2 separate regions of the Homo sapiens genome follow, and region 2 is linked to region 1. A link is an interaction called in ENCODE POLR2A ChIA-PET data of the cell type or tissue named here. Cell type or tissue: PC-3. All regions are shown on one strand. Links, peaks and the distances in the headings refer to the core of each region. The heading gives the core; the rest is flanking DNA.

Region 1 (15,694 bases), core at 5,159-13,158:
GGTCCCTGGAACACTGCAGTCCTGAGCTCTGGGATGGAGCCCGAGACTGCGCTGTGGGGCCCGGATCTGCAGGGTCCGGAACAGAGCCCCAACGATGCTCACAGAGGTGAGGGGCACAAGAAGGGGCTGCGGTCCCGGCAAGACGGTGGTCCCGGCTCAGGGAGGGGCCTGGACTCTGGGGGACACCCGGGGGAGGGAAGAGAGACCAAACCCCGTGTTCTGAAAGGGGCTGGGGGCTGTAGACTCCCTTTCTTTCTGTAGGTGCCGAGAGTGAAAACGAAGAGGAGAGCCCTCGGCAGGAAAGTTCTGGGGAGGAGATCATCATGGGAGACCCGGCTCAGAGTCCAGAATCCAAGGACTCAACAGAGATGTCCCTGGAGAGATCCTCCCAGGACCCCTCTGTCCCCCAGAACCCCCCAACCCCACTGGGTCACTCCAATCCCTTGGACCACCAGATCCCCCTGGACCCCCCAGCCCCGGAGGTAGTCCCTACCCCATCTGACTGGACCAAGGCCTGCGAGGCCAGCTGGCAGTGGGGCGCTCTCACCACATGGAACAGCCCCCCAGTCGTCCCCGCCAACGAGCCCAGCCTGCGGGAGCTGGTGCAGGGCCGCCCGGCGGGGGCGGAGAAGCCCTACATCTGCAACGAGTGCGGCAAGAGCTTCAGCCAGTGGTCCAAGCTGCTGCGGCACCAGCGCATCCACACGGGAGAGCGGCCCAACACCTGCTCCGAGTGCGGCAAGAGCTTCACGCAGAGCTCGCACCTGGTGCAGCACCAGCGCACGCACACCGGCGAGAAGCCCTACAAGTGCCCCGACTGCGGCAAGTGCTTCAGCTGGAGCTCCAACCTGGTGCAGCACCAGCGCACGCACACGGGAGAGAAGCCCTACAAGTGCACGGAGTGCGAGAAAGCCTTCACCCAGAGCACCAACCTCATCAAGCACCAGCGATCCCACACCGGCGAGAAGCCCTACAAGTGCGGCGAGTGCCGCCGGGCTTTCTACCGCAGCTCGGACCTCATCCAGCACCAGGCCACCCACACAGGCGAGAAACCCTACAAGTGCCCCGAGTGCGGGAAGCGCTTCGGCCAGAACCACAACCTCCTCAAGCACCAGAAGATCCACGCGGGCGAGAAGCCATACCGCTGCACCGAGTGCGGGAAGAGCTTCATCCAGAGCTCGGAGCTGACCCAGCACCAGCGCACGCACACAGGCGAGAAGCCCTACGAGTGCCTAGAGTGCGGCAAGAGCTTCGGCCACAGCTCCACCCTCATCAAGCACCAGCGGACTCACCTGCGCGAGGACCCGTTCAAGTGCCCAGTGTGCGGCAAGACCTTCACCCTGAGCGCCACGTTGCTGCGGCACCAGCGCACGCACACGGGCGAGCGGCCCTACAAGTGCCCAGAGTGCGGCAAGAGCTTCAGCGTCAGCTCCAACCTCATCAACCACCAGCGCATCCACCGCGGCGAGCGGCCCTACATCTGCGCCGACTGCGGCAAGAGCTTCATCATGAGCTCCACCCTTATCCGCCACCAGCGCATCCACACCGGTGAGAAGCCCTACAAGTGTTCCGACTGCGGCAAGAGCTTCATCCGCAGCTCCCACCTTATCCAGCACCGCCGCACGCACACCGGCGAGAAGCCCTACAAGTGCCCCGAGTGCGGCAAGAGCTTCAGCCAGAGCTCCAACCTTATTACCCACGTCCGCACGCACATGGACGAGAACCTGTTCGTGTGCTCCGACTGCGGGAAGGCCTTCCTGGAAGCCCACGAGCTGGAGCAGCACCGGGTGATCCATGAGAGGGGGAAGACCCCAGCGCGTAGGGCCCAGGGCGACAGCCTGCTGGGGCTCGGGGACCCCTCCCTGCTGACCCCGCCGCCGGGAGCCAAGCCGCACAAGTGTCTCGTGTGCGGAAAGGGCTTCAACGACGAGGGCATCTTCATGCAACATCAGAGGATCCACATCGGAGAAAACCCCTACAAAAATGCAGACGGCCTCATCGCACACGCAGCCCCCAAACCTCCTCAGTTACGATCCCCAAGGCTCCCTTTCAGAGGGAATTCCTACCCCGGGGCTGCGGAGGGCAGAGCGGAGGCCCCCGGACAGCCCCTTAAGCCGCCGGAGGGTCAGGAGGGCTTCAGCCAGAGGCGGGGGCTGCTGTCCTCCAAGACCTACATCTGCTCCCACTGCGGAGAGAGCTTCCTGGATCGCTCTGTGCTCCTCCAGCATCAGCTCACCCACGGCAACGAAAAGCCCTTTCTCTTTCCTGATTATAGAATTGGCCTAGGGGAAGGCGCAGGGCCCAGCCCCTTCTTAAGTGGGAAGCCCTTTAAATGCCCTGAATGCAAACAAAGCTTTGGCCTCAGCTCTGAGCTGCTGCTGCACCAGAAAGTCCATGCAGGCGGGAAGAGCTCCCAGAAGAGTCCAGAGCTGGGGAAGAGCTCTTCCGTCCTCCTGGAGCATCTCAGGAGCCCCCTGGGGGCCAGACCCTACCGCTGCTCAGATTGCAGGGCCTCCTTCCTCGACCGCGTGGCCCTCACCCGGCACCAAGAAACCCACACCCAGGAAAAACCCCCCAATCCCGAGGACCCCCCTCCAGAGGCAGTCACCCTGTCCACAGATCAGGAAGGTGAGGGCGAGACCCCTACCCCCACAGAGAGCAGCAGCCATGGGGAAGGGCAAAACCCCAAAACCCTAGTGGAAGAAAAGCCCTATCTGTGCCCCGAGTGTGGAGCCGGCTTCACAGAAGTCGCAGCCCTCCTGCTCCATAGGAGCTGCCACCCAGGTGTCTCCCTGTGAAATGGGTCTGGAGACCAGGGGCCTCGCTCTCTCCAGAGAGGAACACTGGATTTTTTCCCCCAAAAAAATTACATGGGGAAGGGAGGATAACCCTATCAGATGGTAGTGGAGTGGAGGAGAAAGAACCCTGGGAAAAAATAGTGCTTTTACATCAGTGATGAGAAACCCTATAAAATTGTTGGTGGGAAGCACTTATAAGGCAGTAGAGAAAAACTGTTGGGTTAGAAACCCTATAAATATGTAGGAAAAAAAAAAGCCCTTTAAGTCTGTAGCAGAAAAACCCTATAAACCATAGTGGATAAAAGCCCTATTAATTGTAGGAAGAGGTCCCAATATGTCTCTGAACAACCCTATAAAATTGTATCAAAATCCTTAGGAAAATCCTATAGGGTCGGGGAAGTACCGCAATGGCACTGACCCGGGAGTAACGACCCTCAGATGATGCAGAAAACACCTCTCCCTCACTGTTCCACAATGTTCTCTCCCAGCAGCCCTGGACAGTTCTCATGGAGGAAGATGCTCAGCTGGGGGAGTGGTGTGGGAACTGGGTGGAACTGAAAAGGAAGAAAATAGGAGAAAAATAAGTGACCAGGAGCTCTGGAGCCCCCAGAGGAGATAAGACAGAGACTAGGAAGAAAAGGTCCCACTCACTGCACTGGGGTCCTTGGGGTTTGAGGACAATGTTAGATGCATTGTGTGTTTTAGGGAAAGAGGCCTATGGAATCCCTTATCAAAACCCCAAAATGGGGAAGAAAAAACAAATTGGCAAGCCTTTTTAAAGGCTGAAGTTTGGGGTGCAGAAACATGGTCAGTATAAGAATACTGAGAAACCACCACAAAAATTAGGGGGAAGCAGGGGGCAGTTTCTGTTAGATTGCTTTGAGGGGAGCAAACCAAGGTGGGGAAACTGCTCACATGGAACCCAGCTAACTCCAGGCCCCTTCTTGCTTCCGGAAGCTTGCGAAACTGCAAGTAGCAGGCAGGTCCCAGCTCTCAGAGTGCAAGGGTTCTCCCCACACCAGGCAGGACCACCCTTTCTCCCTGCCCAGCCAGGGACTTCTACTCTGCAAGGCCTCCAGGGATGGCGGTTGCCTCCCACCACATTCTCAGGTCTCACCTTCAGGAGGTTTTTCCTGAAATCTAACTGCCGCCAGTGGCAGCTCATTTCCTCAAATTCTGTCCTCAGTGGAGAGGGAGAACCGCTGCTAGTCGACCTCCAAAGAATAAAGCCCTTCAGAGACTTAGGGCCTGCGTGTGGGCCTCCCCAGCCTTCTCCAAGTCATCAGGGCCACAGAATTTCTTAGAAAGCTTTGATTAGCCAGCAACTTGATTTTAAACTTCAGCTATTCATCTTTGTTGGTAGCAAGGCTGCCCCGCAGGATAAGGCAGCCCTCCTCCCTGGTGGGGATCCAGACACCCCACAGACTGAGCCACAGGTCCCTGAAGAGTCCGCAGAGGCCGTATCACCCTCTTCACCCTGGTACCTGGAGCCCTCCAGGGTTGTGAGATCCAGCCCAATCTCAGCCTTGAGATGGATGGGATGGATTCCACTCACTTGGCTCCCCTCTCCTCCTTAGCCAGAAACCTTCAGAAGGAAACAGAAGGATGAGAAAGCCTCCCTTGCCAGGCCCATCTCACCTCCCACACCACACAGTTACACATTCATAAACAGCCAAGCCTGCTCACAGGCCTGGGCATATGTGGCTGGGGAGAGACTGTTGCCCTATGAGATGGTGGAAGACAGAAAACTCTTGAATGAAACATCTGTAACAAGACTCCCACTCCCTAATCCTGGAGACCCCTTCAAAAGGAGAGGACTCTGCTCAGCGCTGGGTCAGAAAGGAAGTGCTTGCCAACCCCAGTAATGCGCTGTCCTGGAGTAAGAGGACTGAGATGCCAGCTGTGGGGCCCGTCAGGAGTCACGTCTCAAGAGAGGGGTGACCCAGATTTTTGCAAAGCTGTGGAAGAGACCTCTAATTCCATGACCTAAAGTTTCACACAACCTTTATGCAAATCCTTCGCCATTTGTCTATCCTGGCCCCAGCAGGATGACCCTCACATTTAAAAGGATCAAAATCTCAAACATTGTGGGAGGAAAACGCCAGGCCTGCTGGGGAGAGGGAGAAGGCAGGCCTCAGGATTGTGCGGAGAACCATGTTGCCATCTGCATAACGCCCCAGCCTATCCAAGTGCCAGGAAGGGAAGCACTACTGAGGGGGGTGCTGCCTGTGGGTCTCTTCCTAACAGAACGCCAACGAAGGGGGTGCCCTGTAAGAATGAGAAGTCTGCCAAGTCTAAGGAGATGTCCCCCTCCCCAAGATGGTAGCAGAAACTGAAGTTGTAAAGACAAACCTCTCGCAAAGCCAGAAGCAGATGCTCTCAAAAACAGGCCTAAGGAATCTGTTCCCAGAAGAGGCCTGGGGAGCAGCTTTTGGGGCTCAGAGGCCAGTCTGGGGGGAGGCAGGCAGTGTGACTGAAGGCCGGCGCAGGCCTGTTTCGGACTAGGGTGTAGCATATTTAGTAGGATGCTCACATGTTGTAGGGATGGGTGAGGGCTAAGGGGCTTGGCTCTTGTACGGGATGGATGATGTGAGCGCACAGTTCGTAGGGTCAGGCGTCTTGCGGTAGGAAAGGGGCAGGGTTCGATACCTCTGGGGTGTGGCGTGTTCTCTCTTGCCCACCTCCCCAAGCTCCTTTAACCAGGAGCTTCCCTCCCAGAGTGAGCTACGTCTTGGGAGGATTGAAGCAGGGAGGTGGCAGTGGCTAGAGTTGCTCAGATCGGCTCAGATGAAGGCCCAGGGGTCAAAGCATTTGCTCACCACAACTGAGTCTGGAAGGCACTGTGCAGCCAAACCCTCTTGTCCAATCACATGCAGGCCCCAGGCCCCTCAGAAACGCCCTGGTGGAGGGAGGAGCCCAACAGATAGGGTCAGGGAGTCAGTGGGGAAAGCAGAGGGGAGAGCTTAGAGTGAAACTTGAAACTGCTATGGACATGGAGGTCAGATGGGAACTTGGAACTGGGCATGAATCCTGAATGGTGGGGAAACTTGAAGCCATCACAGCCAAGAGGTGGGGTTCCATGACCTGCCCTGAGGTCAGCAGCTCCCAGACTCCTTTGCCCTCACTAGGGAAGCCCCAGTCACCGGACTTGTCCCCATGGAGTGAAGAGAGGCCCCATTTTTGAGTGTTGTGTGTCCAAAACAGTGTTGTGTCACTGGTGGTCATGTTGCTTAGTTGAAGAGAATAAAGGGAATAAGATTTCCTGGGTGTTTCTTGTTTTTTCTTTCAGCCTAAAGTGAGCTGAAAGAGTGTGGCCTCACCTTAAGCCGGAGCCCAGGAGTGACTGCAAAAGCTCAGCCCAGCCCCAGGCCCACCCTTCACCCAGGGGCCCTAAAATCCCCATCCATTGCTGGCTTGTGGGAAGCTGAAGAGTTTATGAAGTTTTAAGCTGCAGTCCCTTGGTGCGGAAAGGGATAAATCTGATGAGATGGCAGCCAAGCTAAGCTGTTCTCATCGGTGCCTGGCCTTCCCACCAGCAGGACTGCAGAGTGGCCGCCTGGTGGCTCTGGCGCTGGCCAGCTCAGGCCCAGCTGTGCAGCCCCAGGGAGGCCTCTCTGACCACCATACCCGCAACCTGCCACAGGGAAGTTCTGAGGATCTAGTTTCAGAAGCTGGCATCCACCACTCCTGGTTCACTTGGGGACCCTGGGAGAGGTGGGTGGAGACCTGGCTTGTCATCACTGCCAGGATGTCAGCCCTTGTGCCCTCACTGTGTGGAGAGGCGAGGCTCAGAGAAGGGCAGCCAATTGCCCAAGATCCACAGCAAGTCCGTGAAGGAAACCAGAATGGCCAGGAACTCAAGCATGTTTTGTGCCCACTCCATCCCAATCTCAGGCCTGCCTCAGTGCTCAGTCTCCTGGGCCCTGGGCCTGGCCATGGGGGATTGGGGGAATCCTGCCCCAGCCAGAAAGTGTCTCCCCACCTTTCCTGTACCCCTCTGACCACAACCCAGGGCAGGTTCAGTGTCTCCTTCCCTTCCCCACCTGGAAAGGGGGGTGGGAGGAGAGGAGAAGCAAGTAATGAAGGCTACTCTACATTCTCTGTGTGCCAAGCCCTGGGGACACTGAGGTCTATCAGGAGTCCCAGTGCTGGAGAAATCTGCAGGAAAGTGACTACAGCAGAAGAGCAGACACAGGGCAGTGACTGCCTCAGAGATTTCGCAGAAGGGCTGTGGACCCAGAGATGGTGCCTGCCACAGTGGAGGGTCAGGAAGCTTTCCGGGGAAAGTGACCTGAAGGATGAGGGCTGCAAGAAGACCCAAGAGTAGGTGTATCGGCTGGGGGTGGGATGGAGGACAGGGGTGCATAACAGTTGGGTATGGGCTTAGAGCAGAGAGGGGACTATGGGAAGACAGAGGCAGAGAGCAGAGCCCACAGTGTGGAGCCCCTGGAGGAGCTCGGGGAAGGTACCACTTGGGGATATTTGAGAGTGACATGATCTCTCTTCTCTCCACAAGAACAGTGGTGATTCTCCAGGTCTGGAGCTCAGGAAAGAGGAGTGGCTGGAGCAGTTAGGTCCTTATCAGCTTAGCTATAGCCATAACCATGAATAAACACACACAAAGTGGCAAAGTAGAAGGTCTAGTTTAGGGGTGGAGGAAGAGGACCAGCAGAAGACAGTATGAGAAAAACCAGGACAGGACAGCGTAGCACCGTCGGATGCAAGGGAAGTTTTGAGAAGACAGCGGTCTACATCAGGCAACCCACTGGCCAATCACAGGCAGTGCCCAAGGTCTGGCTGAAACGGGCATGTCCACCACTGATGCCAACATCTGTTCACTCCCAAGAAGACAGCCAAGGTCGGGGTGGGCCCAGGAGTAGTTTTGGTCTGCCAGTCCCTGGGCAGCAGCCCAGGGTACCGCTGCCACTGGGACCACTAGGGGTGGTAAGCAGTCAAAAAATTAAGGCAAATCCTCCCGGCACCGGAGCCTCATGGGAAATGTTTATTAAGAGTTTGGTTCCTGGCCGGACACAGTGGCTCACGCCTGTAATCCCAGCACTTTGGGAGGCCGAGGCAGGCAGATCATGATGTCAGGAGTTTGAGACCAGCCTGACCAACATGGTGAAACCCTGTCTCTAAAAATACAAAAATTAGCTGGGCGCAGTGGTGCACGCCTGCAGTCCCAGCTACTCGGGAGACTGAGGCAGGAGAATCGCTTGAACCCGGGAAGTAGAGGTTGCAGTGAGCCGAGATCGTGCCACTGCACTCCAGCCTGGGAGACAGAGTGAGACTCCGTCTCAAAAAAAAAAAAAAAAAAAAAAGGTTTGGTTCCTGCCACCACATCAGTGGTTGCTGCCTCACTGACATTGTGGGATCTTCACCCCGTTCCCTTGGACTTGACCTTGAAAAAGTGGTTTGATGCCGACTTTTATTAGGTATGAAGACCCACGAGGAGAGTTTTGCCCCTCTGATAAGGAGACCGGGTGGCCTTTAGCGCAGATATCTAGAGAGACGATGCGGAATTACTTGGCATCTACTCAAGAGCCCAGGCGAAGGCTACTCCTGGAAGGGGACCGCGCTTACGGAGGCCTGGCTGACCTCCACCCGTGACCGGTGCGGCGCTCCTGAGACTGGCGCTCTCCAGGGGCGAAGGTGGCCGCGTCTCTATGATGCAATATCCTGCGTTTTTCCCACCCTCGCACCGCTGCCCCAGGCCATCGGCACTTTCTCTGCGGCCCGATGTCCTCCCCTGCCGCGGCCCGCGCTTCCACCAGCGTGCCCGCCGCCGCCGGCCCTACGCCCGAGGTCACCGTGGCGGCCCGCGTCTCCTTCTCCAGTTCGTCCTGGTCCAGCAGCGGCGGCCCCGCTTAAGTCCCGGGCGCCAATAGGGTCCGAAGGCGCCACCGCTGAGACGCACGCGGCCCCTGCCGTGGCCATAGCACTGTCGCCAGCGCCTGAACCAACACCGCTCCGCACCGGCTCTGGCGCCAGCCCCAGTCCTGCCTCGGTGAAGGATCCGCCCGGGGCGCCTGCAGCGCGCTGAGCCCAGGGGCGCCGCTCGGTACACGCCGCACCGCTCCCGAGGCCGATTGCAACGAGGGAAGTCACCCAGCTGAGGTGTCCCGATCTGTGCATTCGAGTGGTGTGGGGGTGAAGCCGCTGAGAAGCGGTCCGCAGGATCCAGTTCAGGCCGGCCTTTGGCCAGCGCAACCGGGAAACTAGCTCTCTCTCCGAGAACCTCCTAACCATGTGCGGACCAGGAACTACACTTCCCAGGATGCAGCCCGAGGAGTCCCGGCATCCCCCGGCCATGACAGCCAAGGACGTGGTCAGACCGGGGTCGGTGGGAGCAGGACAGGCGGCTCCGCGACGACCACCACGCTCTCCCCTTCAGGCCCAGTCCGGGATCCCTGCCGGCCGTTAAGTCTGAGCCCTCCCAGGCTCACACCAAGCCAGCAAAGTGCTGCTCAGCTGCTGCAGCTAAAATCGGGGGACTACATTTGGGGTGCGCGGCCTGGCTACTCTGGCTGCAGGCCGAGGGTTGAACGTTTATTCATCACAATTAACAGCCTATACAAGCATCTCTAGAACAGAGGCTGTGGGTCCAAACGGGTCCCTGCAGCTCCAACCCTCTGGCCTCTCCGGGCACTGCCCTCACAGCCGATGGAGCATGGCTGGGCAGGCAGACAGGACACAGGCTCAGTCACAGGGTGTCAGGGGGAAGCTCTTCTAGCTGGAATGATTGGAAGTTGGCCCAGCGGCTGGGGCTGGTCTGTCCCTTCCCCTCCTGGGAAGTTCCACCTCCACTGTAGTTAAGGCCACCAGGATGAAAGCAGGGTTAGGTCCAGGGACCCAGTAGAGCCTTGGGATGCATGAGGTGGGGGTAAATGGGCTTGGCAGAGAAATGGAGATTGGGAAGGGGCCTGATTAGAATAGAAACTGATGATGTTGGTTCAGCACCTGCAAGATGAGGAAGGTGACTGCAGCAACCTTAGAGCTTCCCAAAGGAAGCAAGTGATGCCCCCATCTGCCAAGAGGGTACCTCCTTCAGCCCTTGGCACAAGAGCCAGACCAAGGTGTCCAGGGAACTCCACAGGACAGAAGCCCTGCCGAGGTTAGGGGGATGGTGGGTGAAGGAAAGTCTTCCTGGGGCCTGCAGCCCAGTCTCAAACAAGGAACAAGGACATGGCTCACTGGTCCTCATTTGTGAGCCAGTAGGCAGGGAGCGAGCCTTCTCTAGGGTAGATCACAGCCTGGGGAATTTTCCTTAGGGTTAGGATGCATCCACGGAGACAGACAGGTTAGGGCCAGTTTCCGGGAAGCTCAGTCAAGTGCTCTGGGCTCCTCAGGCCTCTCAGGCAGACCTTTTCTGTAGGGCAGTGCCCCCTAGGCTGCAGCTCTGACCTTTAGGAAAAGATGGAACGAAGCTTGGCTGATCCCATGCCCACTAGCATGCACCAGGGTCCCCAAACCAACTAGATGGGCAGGGGCTGGGCCCATGGGGTCCGGAATGGAGGGTGGGGCCACTAGACCTGGGGTGGGGAGGAGATGGGGGCACAGCCCCCAGGGTCCATGGTGTTCCAGAGTCCCCTGAGTTTCAGGTTCAGCTGATGTAGATACGATGGAAGTCGTGGGCACCAAAGGCCGCGTTGCACTTGGGGCACTTCCTCTGGCGGGCCTCATAGCGGCCCCGCACGCACTCGAAGCAGAAAACGTGGAAGCACTTGGTAAGGACTGCATCCTTCTTGCGGGTGTTACAGCAGGGGCAGGTCAACCGCGCCTGGGCCAGGCAAAGGCATCAGCTTGGGAACAACTCTGACAGTGCCCAGACCCCAAGCTGACAGCAGGAGGAGTCCAGGCCAAGCCCACCACACTGGAGACTGCACCTCATCCTCCCATAACCCTGGAGGTAAGGACGAGCACTCTATGAATGAGCAAACTGAGGTGCAGAGGCCAAGGTCTCAACACTAGAAATCAGCAGAGTCCGGATTCATCACTGGGCAGTGATGGCTATCATGTGTCCCCTCAAAAGGACAAGGACCCACAGGCCCAGCCTGGACTCTGCCTTGGGGCTTCATCTCCTGCCCCACTGGCCGCCTCTGGTGAAATCCCAATCTTGTCTACCTCTTCACCTGCACTTGCTAAGTCACAGCTGGAATGGCAATGCAACTAGAAATCTGTTCTCTCTACCCTCAACTGGGCCCAGCCTCGACACTGGCCAGAGACCCTGCCGTGGGTCCCTTCTTAGCCTGAGACCTCTCTTCCGCCACCAGGAGGGTCTCACCTCCAACTCCAGACATGGATTGACTCAACTCAGCATCCCCCAACAGTGCTCCTCCAGCCTGCTAAAATCCCAGCCCAGCCTGCCGCCTCAGCAGCCTCCCTGCCATCACTCCTGTCTCCCAGGACCCTACACACCAGCACTGAACAGGCTCCCAAGCCTGCCTCTACCCCATGGCTGCCTCCAGCTGCCTCTGCCCTTCAAGGCTCAACTGCTTCCAAGGGATGACCAAGTCATATGTGGCTTCCACCTCTGCCTCTACTGACATTCCCCAAGCCTGTTCTCCAGCCCGGCCCTTTTGCCTTGAGCACCTTCCCAGCCTCCCAAAGGGGTCCCACAGGCACCTTCTCAGCATCCTTTGACACCATCCCATAGAACCTGCTCCCCCGCAGGCCTCCTAACCCCCTAAATGGTACTAACTATCCACCTAGTTTCTCAAACCAGGAAACCAGGAGTCCTCCAAGTGTTCCCTTTCCCTCACTCCATGCATTCGATCCACCCCCGAGTCCAAGCAATTCTGCCTCTGAAATGTCTCCTGAACCCATCTACTCTGGTTTCTGCCTCAGTGACTGCAATACCTTAACAATTTCCCTGCCTCCAGTCTACCTCTTCCAGCCCAAAACCAACAACAAATCTAACCACATCACTCTCCTGTTTAAAACCCTTTGAGGTCTCAACCTGGCGTACCGCACTCTTCAGGAGGTGACACGGCCCAACCTCTCCACATTGGCTCCTCTGATTACAACCTCCGGTGCTGTCCCAGCAACCCCTCCGCTCAAGCGTCCACATCTGCTGTTCCCTTTGCCTAAAGCTACTCACTCCCGTTCCTCACAGCCACGTCTGGCCTATTCTTCAGGTCTGCTGTGGTGACATTCACTCCAGGAAGCCTGCTGACCCCAGGGCCAGGGGAAGGGCCTCCCCTGAGTCCCCTCAGCCCCTCTGGCCTCTGCCATCATATTACACATCTGGGATGAGAGAATTACTTGGCTGCCTCCTCCCCTGACTGTCAGTTTCAAGAAGTCAGAGACCAGGGCCAGTTCCTAGCCTCCCAACCCACACCCAGCCAAGCACTGTGCCTGGCTCACAGTACATGTACAGCAAACAGCATTTGACTCTGTGACCACTGTGCTGCCCACTTTCTGCTGCCCTACATTACTTCCAGGGTCCCCAGACTCTCCACTAGTCTCAGCAATCCTGCATCTACAATTCTCAGGTGGATAGGGCACAACTTGGCCCACAGCCCCACCTTGTACTCCTTGATCTCCTCCTGGAGGATTTCGTCGGCATCTGCGTAGACCTCCACCTTCCTCTGCTTTTCCAGCTTGCGCCGCAGCCGTGAGATGTCCTCCTGGGGCAGGAGAGGCCTGGCTAAGGGCAAGGGTCCTCAACCTTGAGCCGCTTGCCCCCAGGATAGGTCCGTGACCGTGGACCACCCTGGCCTGGCCCCTCACCCCTGCACACACCTGAGCCCTCTTGAGGTTGAAGCTCTCTTTCTCACGAGCAGCCCGGCTCTCTGCCAGGCAGGGCTGGATCTCCCGCAGCCGAGTCTGCACGTGCTCCAGCTGCACCTTCAGGTCCTCGGCCAGCTGGGCGGCTTCTACAGCCTGAGTAGGGTGGAACAGGAAGGAGGCACTGGTCTGAGCCTGGTGACTCAGGCATGTGGAGTCACGGCCCACCAATGCTTCTGTCCAGGGCCCCAGTGACACCTGCCCTGGAGCTGCTCCTGCCTCCTGAGCCCTAAGCCCTCCCCTCCTGTTCTCCCTCTCCAGTTCCTCCCGTGTGATGCTGTTTTTTGGGGTTTCTTTGTTTTTTGTTTTTTTGAGACGGAGTCTTACTCTGTCCCCCACGCTGGAGTCCAGTGACACGATCTCAGCTCACTGCAACCTCCGACTCCTGGGTTCACACCATTCTCCTGCCTCAGCCTCCCGAGTAGCTGGGACTATAGGCGCCCACCACCACACCCAGCTAATTTTTTGTATTTTTAGTAGAGATGGGGTTTCACCGTGTTAGCCAGGATGGTCTAGATCTCCTGACCTCATGATCTGCCCGCCTCGGCCTCCCAAAGTGCTGGGATTACAGTCGTGAGCCACCACGCCTGGCCTGCTGTCTGGTTTTTGAGCTTTCACAAGGCTCTCCTCTCTGCTCCCCTCAACTTCCCCACCACACATGCAGCTCCCCTGGGCCTCAGCTCAAGTGTCACCTCCTAAAAGGCTCCCCTATTTTTCTTTGACAGCACCTCAGATTCCTGCACAAGGCTTACTGTGACATGCACTATTTTATTTGGGGGATTACTGGCCTGCTCTGCCTGCCAAGACCTGAAGTTCCAGCTTTGACTGGAAGGCAGGGACCTTCTTGTTCCCAATGTCTCCACAGCAATCAGCGCAAGGCCTAGTACATAGCAGGGATGTAAAATATGCTGCTTAAATGGGCCAAGCACAGTGGCTCACACTTGTAATCCCAACACTTTGGGAGGCCAAGGCGGGCAAATCACGATGTCAGGAGTTTGAGACCAGCCTGGCAAACACAGTGAAACCCCGTCTCTACTAAAAATACAAAAATTAGCTGGGCGAGGTGGCAGGCTCCTGTAGTCCCAGCTACTCGGGACACTAAGGCAGAAGAATCGCTTGAACCTGGGAGGCGGAGGTTGCAGTGAACTGAGACCGAGCCACTGTACTCCAGCCTGGGCAACAGAGCTAGACTCCGTCTAAAAAAAACAACAACAAAAAAACCACAAACATACTGCTTAAATGAATGAACTAACTGGAGAAGAAAACAGCTTCAGAGGAAATGGAAATCAATGTTAATCTTAAGCCTTTAGCCAAAGCTAGACATTTCTTCTATTTAATACAACTATGTGACAAAGAACATCATCCCCACTTTACAGTTCACCAGCGAGTGGTTAGAAGGTAGAGCCTGGAGTCAAGGAGGCTTGGACCCAAATATTAGGGCCACTCCCTCTTGAGCAGAACAATCCACCTCCCTGAGCCTCAGTTTCCTTATTTATAAAACGAGGCTAAAAACAAAATCCAGCCAGGTGCAGTGGCTCACGCTGTAACCCCAGCACTTTGGGAGGCCAATGTGGGTGGATCACAAGGTCAGGAGTTCGATACCAGCCTGGTCAACATGGCGAAACCCTGTCTCTACTAAAAAAAAATACAAAAATTAGCCAGGCGTGGTGGTGCGCGCCTGTAATCCCAGCTACTTGAGAGGCTGAGGTTGGGAGAGTTGCTTGAACCTGGGAGGCGGAGGTTGCAGTGAGCCGAGATCGCACCACTGCACTCCAGCCCGGGCGACAGAACAAGACTCCAACTCAAAAATCTTTTGTTTTTTTTCCCTAGGGACAGAGTCTCGCTCTTGTCACCCAGACTGCAGTGCAGTGCGATCATAGCTCACTGCAGCCTCAACCTCCTGGGTTCAAGTGATCCTCTCACCTGTCAGCCTGCTCGAGAAGCTGGGACTACAGGCGTGCACCAGCACACCCAGCTAATTTTAAAATTTTTTTGTAGAGATGGGGTCTCACTATGTTGCCCAGGCTGGTCTCCAACTCCTGGCCTCAAGCAAACCTCCCGCCTCTGTTTCCCAAAGTGTTGGGATCACAGACGTGAGCCACCACGCCCGTAAACACCATCTTGATAGGATTAGTGAGACTGAAATGTGACCAAGCATGTCAAGTACTCAGCATGTGGTCTGGCACATGTAAATGTTCAATATGTGTGAGCTGTTCTGTGACAGCCTGGCTTCACCTCAGGCTATTGCATCGGGTGCTCTGAGCAGAACCGGAAGGTGAGGAGGTGAGCCAGCAGCCCAAGCTGTGTGTCCCCCTGGCCCAGCCTCACCTTCCGCTTGTTGAGCTCCAGGGCTTGGCTGCGCAGCGTCAGCTCCTTCTCCACACCCCCGAGGCTGCCCTGCAAGGCTCGCTCCTTCTCCTCTAGCTTCTGCACAGTCAGCAGCTGGGCATCCACCTAAGGACCAGAGGAGGACTCAGGGCCATGACCCCCACCTCTCCAGCTCCAGTCTGCAAGCTGGCGGCGGCCATACCTGGGACTTGAGGCCAAGGACCTGCTCGCCCAACTCATCCTTCTCCTCCCGCAGCAGCTTGTGAATCTGGTTGGCCTTGATCCGCTCTGACATTAGCTTAAAGTTGGCATCATCCTTTTCCCGCAACTGCTGTAGCAGCCGCCCGTTCTGTTCCTGCATGTCCTCAAAAGCCTGACCTGTCACATCCATCTCTGAGAGCAGAGCCTCCTCCTCCTGCAGCAAGTGGGCAGAGACAAGATGGAACGTGGGAAGTGGACAGGATGGCTGTGGGGGAACCATGGGAAAACGCAGCGAAGCAAAGAACTACAGAGGGGACCCAGATCATCAAGGTCCTGCAGGCACTAGAGGCACCAAACAGGGTATGAAGGGAACTCCCTGCGCTCCGACGCGAGGGCACCACATGGGCCGCACCTGCTTGGTGGCACCCAGCTTGCGCTGCAGGTGTTCTATCTGCTCCTCTGCCTGCCGAATGCGCCGCAGGGCATCCTCATCCGCGATCTTCTTGCTCTCCCTTCGATCCCTCTCCTCCAATTCCCGGATGCGGCTCCGCAGCTCATCAACCTATAGCACAGGGAAG
Region 2 (15,694 bases), core at 4,751-12,750, 79 kb before region 1:
ACCTAACCATGTCTAGGAAGGAAAGGAGTTGTTGCTTTGTAGAAGGGTTTGGGGTTTGGGAGATTATCCGGACACGATCAACTGGGAGAGCACGTGTGTTTTTATGAAGAATTATGCCAAGATAGATAATGAATGAGGAAGAAATTTGGGCTTTGGAGGGGGATACGAGATATCCCTTTGAGAATAGATGTTGGAGGAGCAGGAGCGTGTCCTGTTGGGAGGATTTGTAGGGGGAACTACAAAGTAGAAGGTCGTTACAATATTGAATAAGGTGAGAAGCAGATGGACAGAAAGAAAGTAAATAATGAGAAAGGGCTTGACTGAAGTAATGAGGGCCGTCCCTGCAGCCTTGCGGCAATACAGCCCAGGTAAGTTGCTGAGACTGATGAGTGTCAGGGTCAATCCAAGTGAAAGCGAAGAGAGGCTGGGATGAAGGGTGCAAAGGAATAGTAAAGGAAGCATGTTTGAGATCCATAACAGAATAATGGGTTGTGGAGGGAGGTATTGAGGTGTGGCTGTAGCCCAGAAATAGTCAGGGAAGCAAATAATTTGGTTAAAATGTCTCGACCTAATAAGGGAGCTGGGCAGGTGGGGATAACTAAAAAGGAGTGCATAAAAGAATGTTGTCCAGGCCGGGCGCGGTGGCTCACACCTGTAATCCCAGCACTTTGGGAGGCCGAGGCAGCGGATCACGAGGTTGGAGATTGAGACCACAGTTAAACCCTGTCGCTACTAAAAATACAAAAAATTAGCCAGTGCCTGTAGTCCCAGCTACTTGGGAGGCTGAGGCAGGAGAATGGCATGAACCCAGGAGGCGGAGCTTGCATTGACCTGAGATCACGCCACTGCACTCCAGCCTGGGTGACAGAGCGAAACTCCGTCTCAAAAAAAAAAAAAAAAAAAAAAAAGCATGTTGTCCAAGTTGGCACCAGAATTGGGGAGTTTTAAGAGGTTTAGAAGCCTGGTCGTGAATACCCACAACAGTTACGGAAACAGTCCCTTGAAAAGAAGGTAATGTGGAGTGGGTAGCCTCCATATTGATTAAGAAGGGGACGGAGTTACCCTCCACTGTAAGAGTTACCCAAAGCGTCTGTGATGGTCCAGGAGGCTTCCGAGGCAATCAGGCAGCATCAGTCTTCAGCCACTAAGCCGGGAAGATCTGGGAAGGAGTCAGTCAGAGAGCCTTGGGCCAGAGTTGCAGGGTCTCTGGCAGTGGCTGCTGGGCGAGTTGGACAGTCTAATTTCCAGTAGGATCCCACACAGATGGGACACGGCTTAGGAGGAATCCCGGGCTGTGGGCATTCCTTGGCCCAGTGGCCAGATTTCTGGCACTTGAAGCAAGATCCTGGGGGAGGAGGTCCTGGAGGAACGCCTGGCTGCAGCAGTTCAGGCGTTTGGAAGTTCTTGTGTGCTGGAGATATGGCTGGGGTTTCTCTCACAGTGGAGGCAAGGAGTTGCAACTCAGAAATATGTTGCTACTTGGCTGCCTCTACTCTATTATTGTATACCTTGAAGGCAAGGTTAATTAAGTCCTGTTGTAGGGTTTGACGGCCAGAATCTAATTTTTGGAGCTTTTTCTAATGTCGAGTAAAGGGCGGTAGAGCGTCTAAGGGTTATTGCCAAACGGGCCATGGACTGGGCTGGGTTTTTATATTTAATGAAAAAGAGCCTAAACGCTAACTGATTTGGGAGAGGTCAGAAAAAGAAGAAGGAGCATTAACCTTGACTCTACCTTCAGCTCCAGCCACCTCTCTAAGAGGAAATTGTTGGGCAGATGGGGGAGGGCTAGTCGCGGAAAAAAACTGTAAGCCGGACCGGGTGTGAGGAGGGGAGGTGATAGAAGGATTATAGGGTCAGGGAGCGGAGGCTGAGGGAGAATTGGGACTTGGCTTGGCCTGACAAGGAGCAGCCTGGGAAGGAGGGGAGAGGTCAGATAGGTTCATAGAAAAGGAGGATTCAGAGGACTCAGAGCTTGGGGTGGAGACTGAAGGAACAGACAGGAGAGAAAGAGGAAAGATTTGGGACGAGTCACATTGGGAGCAGAGACTAGGGAGGGACTGATGTGTAAAAGAATGCCTAGATGTCAGCCACCTCAGACCATTTGCCCATTTTACAACAAGCATTATCTAGATCTTGTAGGATGGAGAAGTTGAAAGTGACATTTTCTGGCTATTTGGAACCATTGTCGAGTTTGTATTGGGGTCAAGCTGTATTGCAGAAGAAAATAAGGTGTTTAGGTTTTAGGTCAGGTGTGAGTTGAAGAGGTTTTAAGTTTTTGAGAACACAGGCTAAAGGAGAAGAAAGGGGAATGGAGGGCGGAAGCTTGCCCATCGCAAAGGAGGTAAGTTTAAAGAGAAAGGTAGAGACATGGAGTGGTGGTGAGCAGCCCTGGGCTGCAATGTGGGTGAGCAGCCAAAGCAGGCGTCCCCACAGTTGACTTGCCACCAAGGGAATGTGGGTGAATGACCAAGGCAGACATCCCCGCGGTGATCAGACACCAATGAAATGTGGGGTGAATAATCAGGCAGGTGTCCCCGCAATGATTAAACACCAAGGGAAGACTGTCTTCCCGAGTCCGTGACCGGCACTGGAGTTTTGGGTCCACGGATAAAATGTGTCTCCTTTGTCTCTACTAGAGAGGAAAAAGACCTGGAATTGGAAGGACAGGGAGATTGAAGGGTAGCGAGAGAGGGAGATTGAAGGGTAGCAAGAGAGGCTGGAGAAGAGAGTGAAAAGACCGCTTACCCAATTTAAAATTGGTGAGATGTTCCTTGGGCTGGTTGGTCTGAGGACCCAAGGTCGTAGGTGGATCTCCTCACGGAGTGAGGGCAAGGACAGGGGACTGGTCTCCCGAAGGAGTCCTCCTGTCCCAGGTTTCGGCACCAAATGTCATGTGCATTTGTGTGAAGAGACCACCAAACAGGCTTTGTGTGAGCAACAAGGCTGTTTATTTCACCTGGGTGCAGGTTGGCAGAGTCCGAAAACAGAATCAGCAAAGGGTGGTGGGATTATCATTAGTTCTTATGGGTTTGGGATAGGTGTACAAAGTACATTCTCAAGGGCAGGGAGAATATTACAAAGTACCTTCTTAAGGGCAGGGGAGAATATTACAAAGTACCTTCTTAAAGGTGGGGAGGGGGGAGAATATATCGTATCAGTTAGAGTGGGGCAGGAACAAATCACAATGGTGGAACGTCATCAGTTAAGGCTATTTTCACTTCTTTTGTGGATCTTCAGTTGCTTCAGGCCATCTGGATGTATACATGCAGGTCACAGGGGATGTGATGGCTTAGCTTGGGCTCAGAGGCCTGACAGAGACAGGGTCTTGCTATGTTGCCCAGGCTGGTCTTGAACTGCTAGCCTCAAATGATCCTCCTAGCTCAGCATCCCAAAGTGCTGGGATTTCAGGTGTAAACCACCATGGTGGGACTGTTATTAGGATTTTCATTACTCACTTCTGCAAAACAGTCTCTAAACACTTGATGCACAAATTCCCAGTCTATCCTCCACCGTCTAAGCTGAACTCTTTCTCTGTATTGCATAATTCATTGCTAACTCTGCTACCTTACCTCTTCATCTGTCATTATCGTGAATTTGTAACCACTACTGAAAGAATTTTCTTAAGGAAATCCCTCAGAGGGCATGTAGGTGATATATGCACTGAATCTTGTAAGCCAGAAAATGTCTTTCTTTTGCCTTGATCAGGCAATTACACTGGTTGGTTTTGATCTTTGGTCACATTCCTTTTCTCTTAGCAATCTGTATTCTACTATCTCCTGGCTTGTAGTATTGTAGATGGGCACCCTTAGAGGATTCTCGTTCCCTTATAAGTAACCTAATCTTTTTGTCTGGAAGCTTATAGGGTGTTTTTTCTATTTCTGGGACTCAGGGATTTTATCAGGCTATGTCTAGATGCTTATCTTTAGTCATGCGAGTCATTTTACTCTTCAGACTCAAATTTCCCACTCCACTGTTCCCGTTCTCTTCTTTTGGGGCTCCTGTTGTTTGGTTGTTGGTCTTCTGGATCAGCCCTTCAGTTTCACATGTAATTGCAGGGCTCCTTCTCTTGAATTTCTGACATGTGATAGGATTTCTTCCAGTATCTCCGAGTGTCTCATTAATGACTGTGCCAACTACCAAATATGTCTATTCTAGGTTTTTCCTGGCATTGAGGAAGTAACCACAGGATGGGTCTGTGAACCACTGGGGCCCACTGAGGAGGCCTGGAATTAAGATTCCATCTGTCCCCTGACCCCCTTAAGCCCTTATTTTGACTGGTGGAGCACACTGGCGTTTTGGGTCCCTAGGAATAAGCATAAACTTAGAGCCCATGTCTAGTAATCCCTAAGGAGCCTGGATATTCCCTCTCCCCAAGGCACAGACACCCTGGTGAGTGGCCATAGGTCACTTCGGAAAGGCTTGAAGGAAGATTTATGCTGCAAGGACCTTCCTCCAGGGTACTGGTTATCTCCTTCAATCAAGGAGCTCTGGGTCCGCTAATGACTTAGGTCTGGAAAGGAATGAGAGGCTGGGACTCTTCACTGTGGCAATGGAGTCAGGATCTTGGCTACCAGACCTAGGGTTTCTCCTAGTGTATAAAGGAAGCAGGAGAGAAATACTCTGCAATGGCAGACTAAAGACTTCCAAAAATCCATTCCCCCATAAAAGCAATGAGAACACTGGCAAAAATTGCCCAAATCAGCTTTTTCAGAACTCTATAAATTAACCAAAGGCTAGCTATTACAATCCAAGGCATGGCTTTTCTTTCTTTCTTTCTTTTTTTTTTTTTTTTTGGAGTTGGAGTTTCGCTCTTGTCACTCAGGCTGGAATGCAATGGCACAATCTCGGCTCACTGCAACCTCCACCTCTTAGGTCCAAGTGATTCTCCTGCCTCAGCCTCCCGAGTAGCTGGGATTACAGGCGTGCACAACCACACCCAGCTAATTTTTGTATTATTAGTAGAGATGGGGTTTCATCATGTCGGCCAGGCTGGTCTCTAACTCCTGACCTCAGGTGATCCACCCGCCTTGGCCTCCCAAAGTGCTGGGATTACAGGCATGAGCCACCACGCCCGGCCTCCAAGGCATGGTTTTTCAAGAAAAAACAGCTGAATCCTAGTAAGGAGAGTGAGTTTTGTGGTGTTTTAACTTGCTCTGCTCCCATTCTTCTCTCCCTTGGTCCACAGCAATCTTGGTAACTAAGAGCCTCACAACTAAGAGACCTGTGAGAACCAATAGCCTAGCAGCCATTAGAGGGGCAGAACAGGTTTGAACCTCAACAAAAGCTCTGTTTCCAGAGAAGTGTCATTATTTGACCTATCCGCTGACTCCTTGAAAAGCTCTATTCTCAGGGTTTATCTTTTTTTTTTTTTTTTTTTTGAGATGGAGTCTCGCTCTGTCACCCAGGCTGGAGTACAGTGGCACAATCTTGGCTCACTGCAGCCTCTGCCTCCTGAGTTCTAGTGATTCTCCTGCCTCAGCCTCCCGGGTAGCTGGGACTACAGGCATGCACCACCGTGCCTAGCTAATTTTGTATTTTTAATACAGGTGGGGTTTCACCATGTTGGCCAGGCTGGTCTTGAACTCCTGACCTCATGTGATCTGCCCGCCTCGGCCTCCCAAAGTGCTGGGATTACAGGCATAAGCCACCGTGCCCAGCCCTCAGGGTTTATCTTTATTTGACCTGACTCAGGACTTTTCCTTTACTAACAGCCATGTCCCTAGGGCATTTGTTGAAAACAAACAAAAACAGGCAGTGACAACTGTTTAACATCACAAGTGCCTGGGGTGGTAATACCAGTTGGAGATATAAGAGGCTGACAAAAAAACTTAAAAGGAAAGAAAACCATGCCATATCCAATAGAGAGCAAAGCTCTGACATATTCTTAGGAATTCCTAGGTCACCAGCATGTCTAGGGCTGTGAACATACAGAGAAAAGACCTGAGAAGTCCCTACGCTCTCACCTCTAGCTGACCTTGTGGCTCTGTGCCGGCCGGCAGCAAGGGAAGGTTAGAGCAGTGCTATACACTGTCTTTGGAACACTGAGACACACACATAGAGCCCCTCGGAAAAGCTGGGAGTCATTTGTGAAAGGCATTTAAGAAAATCTCTGTCCAATCATTAGCTGACAACTAAGCTAACTGGGCTAACTGCTCTAACAGAGCAGACTTCAGTGGCTGCACAACGTAGAATACAGATGCGACTGAATTAGTCTAGGGATTCACATAACAAATAGCAGCAACAACGTACAGTGACAATAACAAAGCCTAGGGAGGAGGGGAATCTAATTTTCAGAGCTGCCACACTTTTTTTTTTTTTTTTTTTTTAGACGGAGTCTCACTGTGTCGCCCAGACTGGAGTAGAGTGGTGTGATCTTGACTCACTGCAACTTCTGCCTCCTGGGTTCAAGTGATTCTCCTGCCTCAGCCTCCTGAGTAGCTGGGACTACAGGTGCCCGCCACCATGCTCAGCTCATTTTTTGTATTTTTAGTAGAGACGGGGTTTCACTGTGTTAGCCAGGATGGTCTCAATCTCCTGACCTCGTGATCCGCCCGCCTCAGCCTCCCAAAGTGCTGGGATTACAGGCATGAGCCACTGCACCCGACTTTGGTTTTTAAAATGTCACTTTCAACCAAAAATGATGAGACATGCAAAAAAATAGAAAGTTTTATTTATAACTTTCTTCTTTTTTTTTTTTTTTTTTTTAGATGGAGTCTTGCTTTGTCGCCCAGGCTGGAGTGCAATGGTGCAATCTTGGCTCAATGCAACCTCCGCCTCCTGGGTTCAAGCGATTTTCCTGCATCAGACTCCTGAGTAGCTGGGATTACAGGCGCCTGCACCACCACACCTGGCTAATTTTGTATTTTTAGTAGAGACGGGGTTTTTCCATGTTGGTCAGGCTAGTCTTGAACTCCCGACCTCAGGTGATCCACCTGCCTCAGCCTCCCAAAGTGCTGGGATTACAGGCATGAGCCACCACGCCCAGCCCTTTCTTTTCTTTTTAAATAGAGACAGGGGCTCGCTATGTTGCCCAGGCTGGTCTCAAACTTCTGGGCTCAAGCGATCCTCTTGCCTTAGCCTCCTAAACTGTTGGGATTACAGACATGAGCCACCATGCCCCGTCCGTAGCAATGATCTTAAAGAACAAGAACAAAGTGACAGAAGCTATTAAAGGATCTGCTTCATTGAAGGCAATGAGACTCATAAAAATTTGAGAAGGGCAGGGCCAGGTGCAGTGGCTCATGCCTATAATCCCAGCACTTTGGGAGGCTGAGGTGGATGGATCACTGGAGGTCAGGAGTTCAAGACCAGCCTGGCCAATGTGGTGAAACCCCATCTCTATGAAAAATACAAAAATTAGCCGGGTGTGGTGGTGGGCACACGCCTGTAATCCCAGCTACTCAGGAGGCTAAGGCAGACAAATCGCTTGAACCCAGGAGGTAGAGCTTGCAGTGAGCCGAGATCATGTCACTGCACTCCAGCTTGAGCAACAGAGGGAGACTCCATCTCAAAATAAATAAATAAATAAATTTATTTGAGAAGGGTGGCCTATATCAGATGTGGAGAAACTTCTGATGACCTGGATTGAAGACTAGACACAGAAGCATAGCTCTCTCAGCACCATGATGATCTCAGCCAAAACAAAAAGTCTGTGTGCGACATTGAAAGAAACGGCTGGACCCAACTATTATGCTGAATTATTGCTAGCTCTGAGTGGTTTAAAGGATTAATTATGTTATTAATTACATAACGTAAAAGTGAGTGGTGAGGTTGGGCATGGTGGCTCACGCCTGTAATCCCAGCACTTTGGAAGGCCAAGGCAGGCGGATCACTTGAGGTCAGGAATTCATGACCAGCCTAACCAACGTGGCGAAACCCTGTCTCTACTAAAAATACATTAGCCAGGCATGTTGGCACGTGCCTGTAATCCCAGGCACTCAGGAGGTTGAGGCAGGAGAATCGCTCTGGGAGACGGAGGTTGCAGTAAGCTGAGATCATGCCACTGCACTCCAGCCTGGGTGACAGAGCGAGACTGTTTCTCAGAAAAAAAAAAAAAAAGAAAGTGAGTGGTGAGTCTGTGAGTGCTGATGTGAAGGCAGCTGAAGAATTTTTGGAAACTGTAGATAAGCTGATTGTGCAGGAAAATTATTTGCCAGAGAAAATCTTCAATATGGATGAAACTTCCCTATTCTGAAAATGGATGCCTAAGAGAACTTTCATCCATAAGGAGGCCAAGTCAATGCCAGGTTTCAACGCTTTGAAGAACAGGATAACAGTCTTCCTTGGGGGACAATGTTGTAGGCTACAAATTGAAACCCTCTGTGATCTGGCACAGTGAGAACCACAGGGCCTTGAAGCACATCAGTAAGCACACATGGCCAGTGTACTACAGGAGCAATAAGAAGTCATGGATGACCTAGCTCCTCTTCCAAGATGCAATCCTGAATTGTTTTGCCAGAGAAATGCAGAAATACTGTTTGGAGAATAATATATTTTTCAAGATTTTGCTTATTGTTGATAAGGCTCCCATACATCCTCCTTTTACTGGTGATATTCATCCCAATATCTAAGTGGTGTTTTCCCCTCCAAACACCACCTCTTTGTTTCAACCAATGGATCATGGAGGTATAGCAGCTTTTAAGGCCTATTACCTGAGGAGACCTTTGCCCAGGTGATTGCTGCAGCTGAGGAAGACACTGAGAAGCCACTGAGACAATTCTGGAAGGATTGCAACACATCTGTGACTTCATCAAGAACCCTGCTTAGACTTGGGGTGATGTCACCATGCGGTATGAATGCCATCTGGAGGAAGACACTCAAAAGGTTGGTCCATGACTTAAAAGTATTTGTCAAGGATGAGGAGGTTTCAAAAATCAATAAAGCTGTGGTTGAGGTGGCAAATAATTTTAACCTGGGTGTGGATGAGGATGACATGGTAGAGCGCCTAGAGGTAATTCTTGAGGAATTGACTAATAAGGAGCTGTTGGAACTGGAACAGGAATACATAGCTGAAGAAGAGGCAAGAGAAAAAAGAAACTGCAGGAGAAGAAAAACCCAGAAGAAAATTCACAGTGAAGGGTTTAGCAGAAGCTGCTGCAGACCTCAACAAACTCCTTAAAACGTTGAAAACACGGACCCCCATACTGAACGGTTTTCATTAATAGAGATATGTTCATGGTGCATTATCTGTTTACAAGCAAATGTATGATTAAAATAAAAGAAAGAAAGAAGCCAAGCAAACCTCCATGGACATTTTTTGAAAGAGTGATAGTGCCTCAAGAAGAGCCTCAGGCAGGTCCTACAGGAGGGATTCCAGAAGAATGTGTTATCATAGGAGATGACAGCTCCATGCGTGTTATTGCCTCTGAAGACCTTCCAGTGGGGCACGATGTGGAAGTGGAAGACAGTGATCTCGATGATCTTGACTAGTGTAGGCCTAGGCTGGTGTGTGTGTGTGTATGTGTGTCTTAGTTTTTAACAAAAAAGTTTAAAATATTGAAAAATATACTTTTTAAAATAGAAAAAGTTGGCCGGGTGCAGTGGCTCATGCCTGTAATCCCAGCACTTTGGGAGGCTGAGGTGGGTGGATCACTTGAGGTCAGGAGTTCGAGACCAGCCTGACCAACATGGAGAAACCCCGTCTCTACTGAAAAAAATACAAAATTAGCTGGGCGTGGTGGCGCATGTCTGTAATCCCAGCTACTCGGGAGGCAGAGACAGGAGAATCGCTTGAACACAGGAGGCGGAGGGTGCGGTGAGCCGTGATCATGCCATTTGCACTCCAGCCTGGGCAACAAGAGCAAAACTCCGTATCAAAAAATAAATAAAATAAAATAGAAAAAGCTTCTGGAATAAGGATATAAAGAAAGGAAATATTTTTGTACAGCTGTACAATGTGTACTTTAAGCTAAGTGTAATAACATTTATTAATGAGCTTATTGACAAAAGAGTAAGTTTAAAAAATTTAAAAGTTTGGCTGGGTGAGGTGGCTCATGCATGTAATTTCAGCACTTTGGGAGGCCAAGGCGGGTGGATCACCTGAGGTCAGGAGTTTGAGACCAGCCCGACCAATATGGTGAAACCCCGTCTCTACTAAAAATACAAAAATTAGCCAGGCCTGGTGGCATGCGCCTGTAATCCCAGCTACTCAGGAGGCTGAGGCAGAAGAATCACTTGAACCCGGGAGGCAGAGGTTGCCGTGAGCCGAGATCACAATACTGCACTCCAACCTGGGCGCCAAAGCAGGACTCCATCTCAAAAAAAAAAAAAAAAAAAAGTTATAAAGTTACTAAGTGAGTGCAAAAGTAATTGTTGAAATTTGCCATTTGATTTTGGAATACATTCTTAAATAAATGTGGTTATGCTATACATCATTTTAATGGTCATTTCTCACTTTATTTTTTTAATGACTCATTACTGCTGTTTATTTTACGTTTATTTTAGACTATGGAAATGATGTTAGACAAAAAGCAAATTCAAGCGATTTTCTTATTCGAGTTAAAAATGGGTCATAAAGCAGTGGAGACACTTCGCAACATCAACAACACACTTGGCCCAGGAACTGCTAATGAACATATAGTACAGTGGTGGTTCAAGAAGTTTTGCAAAGAAGACAAGAGCCTTGAAGATGAGAAGCATAGTGTCTGGCCATCGGAAGTTGACAATGACCAACTGAAAGCTCTCATTGAAGCTGATCCTGTTAAAACTACACAAGAAGTTGCCCAAGAACTCAACCATCGACCATTCTATGGCCGTCTGGCATTTGAAGCAAATTGGAAAGGTGAAAAAGCTCAATAAGTGGGTGCCTCATGACCTTACCAAAAATTAAAAAAATCGTCATTTTGAAGTGTCATCTTCTCTTATTCTATGCAACAACAACGAACCATTTCTTGATCAGATTGTGATGTGTGACAAAAAGTCGATTTTATATGACAACCGGCAACAACCAGCTCTGTGGCTGTACTGAGAAGCAGCTCTAAAGTACTTCCCAAAGCCAACCTTGCACCAAAAAAAGGTCACGGTCACTGTTTGGTGGTCTGCTGCTGGTCTGATCCACTGCAACTTTCTGAATCCCAGTGAAACCATTACATCTGAGAAGTATGCTCAGCAAATCGATGAGATGCACCAAAAACTGCAAGGCCTGCTGTGGCACTGCTCAACAGAAAGGGCCCAGTTATTCTCCATGACAACAACCACACATCGCATAACCAGCGCTTCAAATATTGAGGCCGGGTGCGGTGGCTCACGCCTGTAATCCCAACATTTTGGGAGGCCAAGGTGGACGGATCACTTGAGGTCAGGAGTTCGAGAACAGCCTGGCCAACATGGTGAAACCTGTCTCTACTAAAAATACAAAAATTAGCTGGGTATGGTAGCTGGCGCCTGTAATCCCAGCTACTCGAGAGGCTGAGGCAAGAGAACTGCTTGAACCCGGAAGGTGGAGGTTGCGATGAGCCAAGATTGTGCCACTGCACTCCAGCCTGGGCGACAGAGTGAGACTTCATTTCAAAAAAAAAAAAATGTTGAACGAATTGGGCTATGAAATTTTGCCTCATCCACCATATTCACCTGACCTCTTGCCAACTGACTACCACTTCTTCAAGCATCCCAGCAGTTTTGCAGGGAAAACGAACCAGTAGGATGCAGAAAATGCTTTCCAAGAGTTCGCTGAATCCCGAAGCACAGATTTTTACGCTACAGGAATAAACAAACTTATTTCTTATTGGAAAAAATGTGTTGTTTGTACTGGTTCCTATTTTGATTAATAAATATGTGTTTGAGCCTGGTTATAGTGATTTAAAATTCATGGTGCGAAACCGCAATTACATTTGCACCAAAAGTTGCACTTAGCTAAAATTAATTTATTACTGCAGAAAAAATCTTTTTTGTAAATTTAGTGTAGCCTATATATACAGTGTTCATAAAGCCTACAGTGGTGTACCATAATGTCCCAGGCCTTCACATTCACTCACTACTGACTTACTAACTCATCTAGGGCAACTTCCAGTCCTGTAGGCTCCATTCTGGTAAGTGCCCTGGTACTTACCATGGCATACCGTGGTATACCAGTGTGGCATATCATTTTATCTTTTATGCTGTATTTTTACTGTACCTTTTCTGTGTGTTTAAATACACAAATACTTACCATCATGTTACAGTATTATATATATATCACCTACAGTATTCAGGACAGTAACATGCTGTACAGATCTGTAGGCTAGGAGCAATAGTCTATATGATATAGTCTAGATTTGTAGTAGCAGGTTATACCATCTAGGTTTGTGTAACTACATTCCATGATGTCTGCACAATGACAAAATCGCCCATGACACATTTCTCAGAATGTATCCCCATTGTTAAGCAACACATGACTGTATATAGTGCCTTTATACTCAAAGATAAATAGTTTGTAAGTAAAAGGATATAACAAGATATGCCATGCAAAAGTAACTATAAGAGATGTGTTTGCTGGGTGTGGTGGCTCATGCCTGTAATCCCAGCAATTTGGAAGGCATATTTCTTTTTTTCTTTTCTTTTCTTTTTTTTTTTTTTTTTTGAGATGGAGTCTCGCTCAGTCACCCAGGCTGGAGTGCAGTGATGCGATCTCGGCTCACTGCAAGCTCTGCCTCCTGGGTTCACGCCATTCTTCTGCCTCAGCCTCCTGAGTAGCTGGGACTACAGGTGCCTGCCACCATGCCCAGCTGATTTTTTTGTATTTTTAGTAGAGATGGGGTTTCACTGTGTTAGCCAGGATGGTCTTGATCTCCTGACCTTGTGATCTGCCCACCTTGGCCTCCCAAAGGTGTGAGCCACCACGCCCAGCCTGGAAGGCATATTTCTTCAGCCCAGAAGTTTGAGACCAGCCTGGGCAACATGGCAAAACCCATCTCTACAATAAAAAATACAAAAGTTAGCTAGGCATGGTGGAGGCTGCAGTGAGCTGCGATCGTACCATTCATTCCAGCCTGAGTGACAGAAAGACCCTGACTCCAAAAAAAAAAAAAAGAAAAAAGGAGGCCAGGCACAGGGGCTCATGCCTATAATCCCAACACTTTGGGAGGCCGAGGCAGGCAGATTGCCCAAGGTCAGGAGTTCAAGACCAGCCTGGCCAACATGGTGAAACCTCGTCTCTACTAAAAATATAAAAATTAGCCAGGCAGGTGGCAGGAGCCTGTAATCCCAGCTACTTGAGAGGCTGAGGCACAGGAAATGCTTGAACCCAGGATGCCGGGGTTGCAGTGAGTTGAGATCGTGCTACTGCAATCCAGCCTGGGCAATAGAGCTAAACTCAGTCTCAAAAAAACAAAAAACGGGGATGTGGAGTGGCTATGCTAATATATATATCAGACAAACCAGAATTTAAGACAAAAATTGTTACTAGATACAAAAGACATTTTATAATGATAAAGGGGTCAATCCATCAGGAAGCCATAATAATTGAAAACATACATGCATCTAACAACAGAGCCCCAAAATACATGAAGCAAAAACTGATAGAACTGAAGGGAGAAATAAGCAATTCAACAATATTAGGCAGAGATTTCAATACTCTACTTTTTCTTTTTCTTTTTTTTTTTTTGAGACGGAGTCTTGCTCTGTCCCCCAGGCTGGAGTGCAGTGGCTCAATCTCGGCTCACTGAAAACTCCGCCTCCTGGGTTCACACCATTCTTCTGTCTCAGCCTCCCGAGTAGCTGGGACTACAGGCGCCCACCACCACGCCTGGTTAATTTTTTGTATTTTTAGTAGAGACAGGGTTTCACCGTGTTAGCCAGGATGGTCTCAATCTCTTGACCTCGTGATCCACCCGCCTCGGCCTCTCAAAGTGCTGGGATTACAGGCATGAACCACCGCGCCCAGCCTTTTTTTTTTTTTTGTGATGGAGTCTCACTTTGTCACCCAGGCTGGAATGCAATGGCACAATCTTGGCTCACTGCAACCTCTGCCTTGGGTTCAAGTGATTCTCCTGCCTCAGCCTCCTGAGTAGCCGGGATTACAGGCATGTGCCACCACACTCAGCTAGAATTTTTTTGTATTTTTAGTAGAGATGGAGTTTCACCATGTTGGCCAGGCTGGTCTTGAACTCCTGACCTCAGGCGATCTGCTGGCCTCGGCCTCCCAAAGTGCTGGGATTACAGGTGTGAGTCACCGCACCTGGCCTCAATACCCTACTTTCAATAATGGATAGAACAGATGATCAACAAGGAAACAGACCAAGAAATATTGGAGTACACTGCCCATCTACTTTGTTCCTAGGGACACTATAATCCATTAGCTACTGCCAAGACCTCTGCAAGCCAAGAAATTAGATTGCCTGGTGGTCTCTGCTGCCCTTTACAGTTGATGTATCTAACTTGTCAGGGTCCCTTCATATCCCAAGATCAGAGGGCCCACCTCAATGGTGCATTTCCTGCAGCCTTACTTGGCCTACAAAGGACAGCAACCAGAGAACTTCTCAAAGATACACCTGCTCCCTTCAATGCCCTAGCAAAAGGAGTGCCTTCTGGGTCCTCTCATAAAATAGAGTTGATAGAGTACACATGATAAACGCAGTCTATCATGCTAAGCCTTTGGATTCTCTCTTCCTTGTGATTACCAGGAAAGATCTGGCATCTCATTTCACTAACCACTTAATAGTGGTAGGCCACCATGAAGTCCAAATTCCAGTCAACCAGCCAAGTAGTCTCTTACAGCCAAATTCAGGTACACAAGCTAACACATTACATCTGGAGTCTCTAGCACATGCACCCACATCAATGAATTTGGCCTTATCTAGTATCACATTCTCCCCTCACTGGTCTAACATCCTTAGCACCCATCTTCCCATACACCCTAGTTTTCTGCTAACGTATCAACAATGTCCTGCAATTATTTTAGTGTGTAAGCTGGGTCATTTTCTCCTGGGTCTCAGTGTGTATCTGTCCCCCTGAAACATGGTGAGATTTTTTTTGTTTTTGTTTTTGTTTTTTTTCAAGATAGAGTCTCATTCTGTTGCCCAGGCTGGAGTGCAATGGCACAATCTCGGCTCTTGGCAACCTCCGCCTCCCGGGTTCAAGCGACTTTCCTGCCTCAGCCTCCTGAGTAGCTGGGATTACAGGTGTGCACCATCATGCCCGGCTAATTTTTGTGTTTTTAGTAGCAACAGGGTTTCACCATGTTGGACAGGCTGGTCTTGAACTCCTGACCTTAGGTGATCCACCCGCCTTGGTCTCCCACAGTGCTGAGATTACAGGTGTGAGCCACTGTGCCTGGCCCATGATGAGATTTGACCCTATTAAAGACCTACTGGCAACAGATAGGTTGTGGTGGATTTTGAGGGTATGAGCATCCACTTTCAAGGCATTTGCCCAGGTGAGGTTATCACAGCCTTTTCAGACAGGAAAGTGAGTCTCTTCAGACTGTGGACATCAGGCTACTTCCACTCACAAGGGAGACTCTGAATGACATAGGAGTTCAATATTGTTGGCTTCATCTGGGTCCAACCAGATTCACCATTCCAAATTTCTGGATCCTATTATTTCCCAATTAGTGCCCTAGTTTTTGCATGACAAATTTGATGAGACTGCAAATTCAACTCATTACTTTTCAGCAAACCACACAATTAAATTATGTGTTTGACTTTCAGCAATATCAGCCCTGGGTCTACACAAGTCAGAGATTGTTTTAGGCTTGTCATGGAAGCATTCTGATTCTCAG

Evidence for each region. Peaks named below come from ENCODE experiments on the same cell type or tissue, not always from the same donor. Only the 100,000 strongest peaks of a DNase experiment are listed, where the experiment ranks them.
Region 2: POLR2A ChIA-PET joins it to region 1 with 9 read pairs; 8 of 35 experiments call an interaction of 5 or more read pairs at or near these places.

The regions. Positions count from the first base shown.
Region 1 is chr16:30,768,822-30,784,515 of GRCh38, reverse strand. RNF40 (ring finger protein 40) reads right to left here. Exons shown (of 20, transcript NM_014771.4): 15 at 15,529-15,678; 16 at 15,118-15,330; 17 at 14,916-15,041; 18 at 12,543-12,683; 19 at 12,326-12,427; 20 at 8,209-10,578. The coding sequence ends at 10,402. ZNF629 (zinc finger protein 629) reads left to right here. Exons shown (of 3, transcript NM_001080417.3): 2 at 1-106; 3 at 262-6,060. The coding sequence starts at 34. The coding sequence ends at 2,798. Among named protein-coding and RNA genes, the nearest start is that of ZNF629, 11 kb to the left of the region's middle. RefSeq lists enhancers at 8,157-8,266, 8,596-9,272, 9,273-9,951 and silencers at 8,597-8,676, 15,073-15,269. In PC-3, for the core only: no CTCF peak of the experiment used is centred there; a DNase peak (open chromatin) is centred at 9,025; H3K4me3 peaks cover 1,397 bases; H3K27ac peaks cover 989 bases.
Region 2 is chr16:30,847,072-30,862,765 of GRCh38, reverse strand. It overlaps a transcript of BCL7C not described here. Among named protein-coding and RNA genes, the nearest start is that of MIR4519, 20 kb to the left of the region's middle. In PC-3, for the core only: no CTCF peak of the experiment used is centred there; DNase peaks (open chromatin) are centred at 5,745 and 8,845; H3K27ac peaks cover 1,487 bases.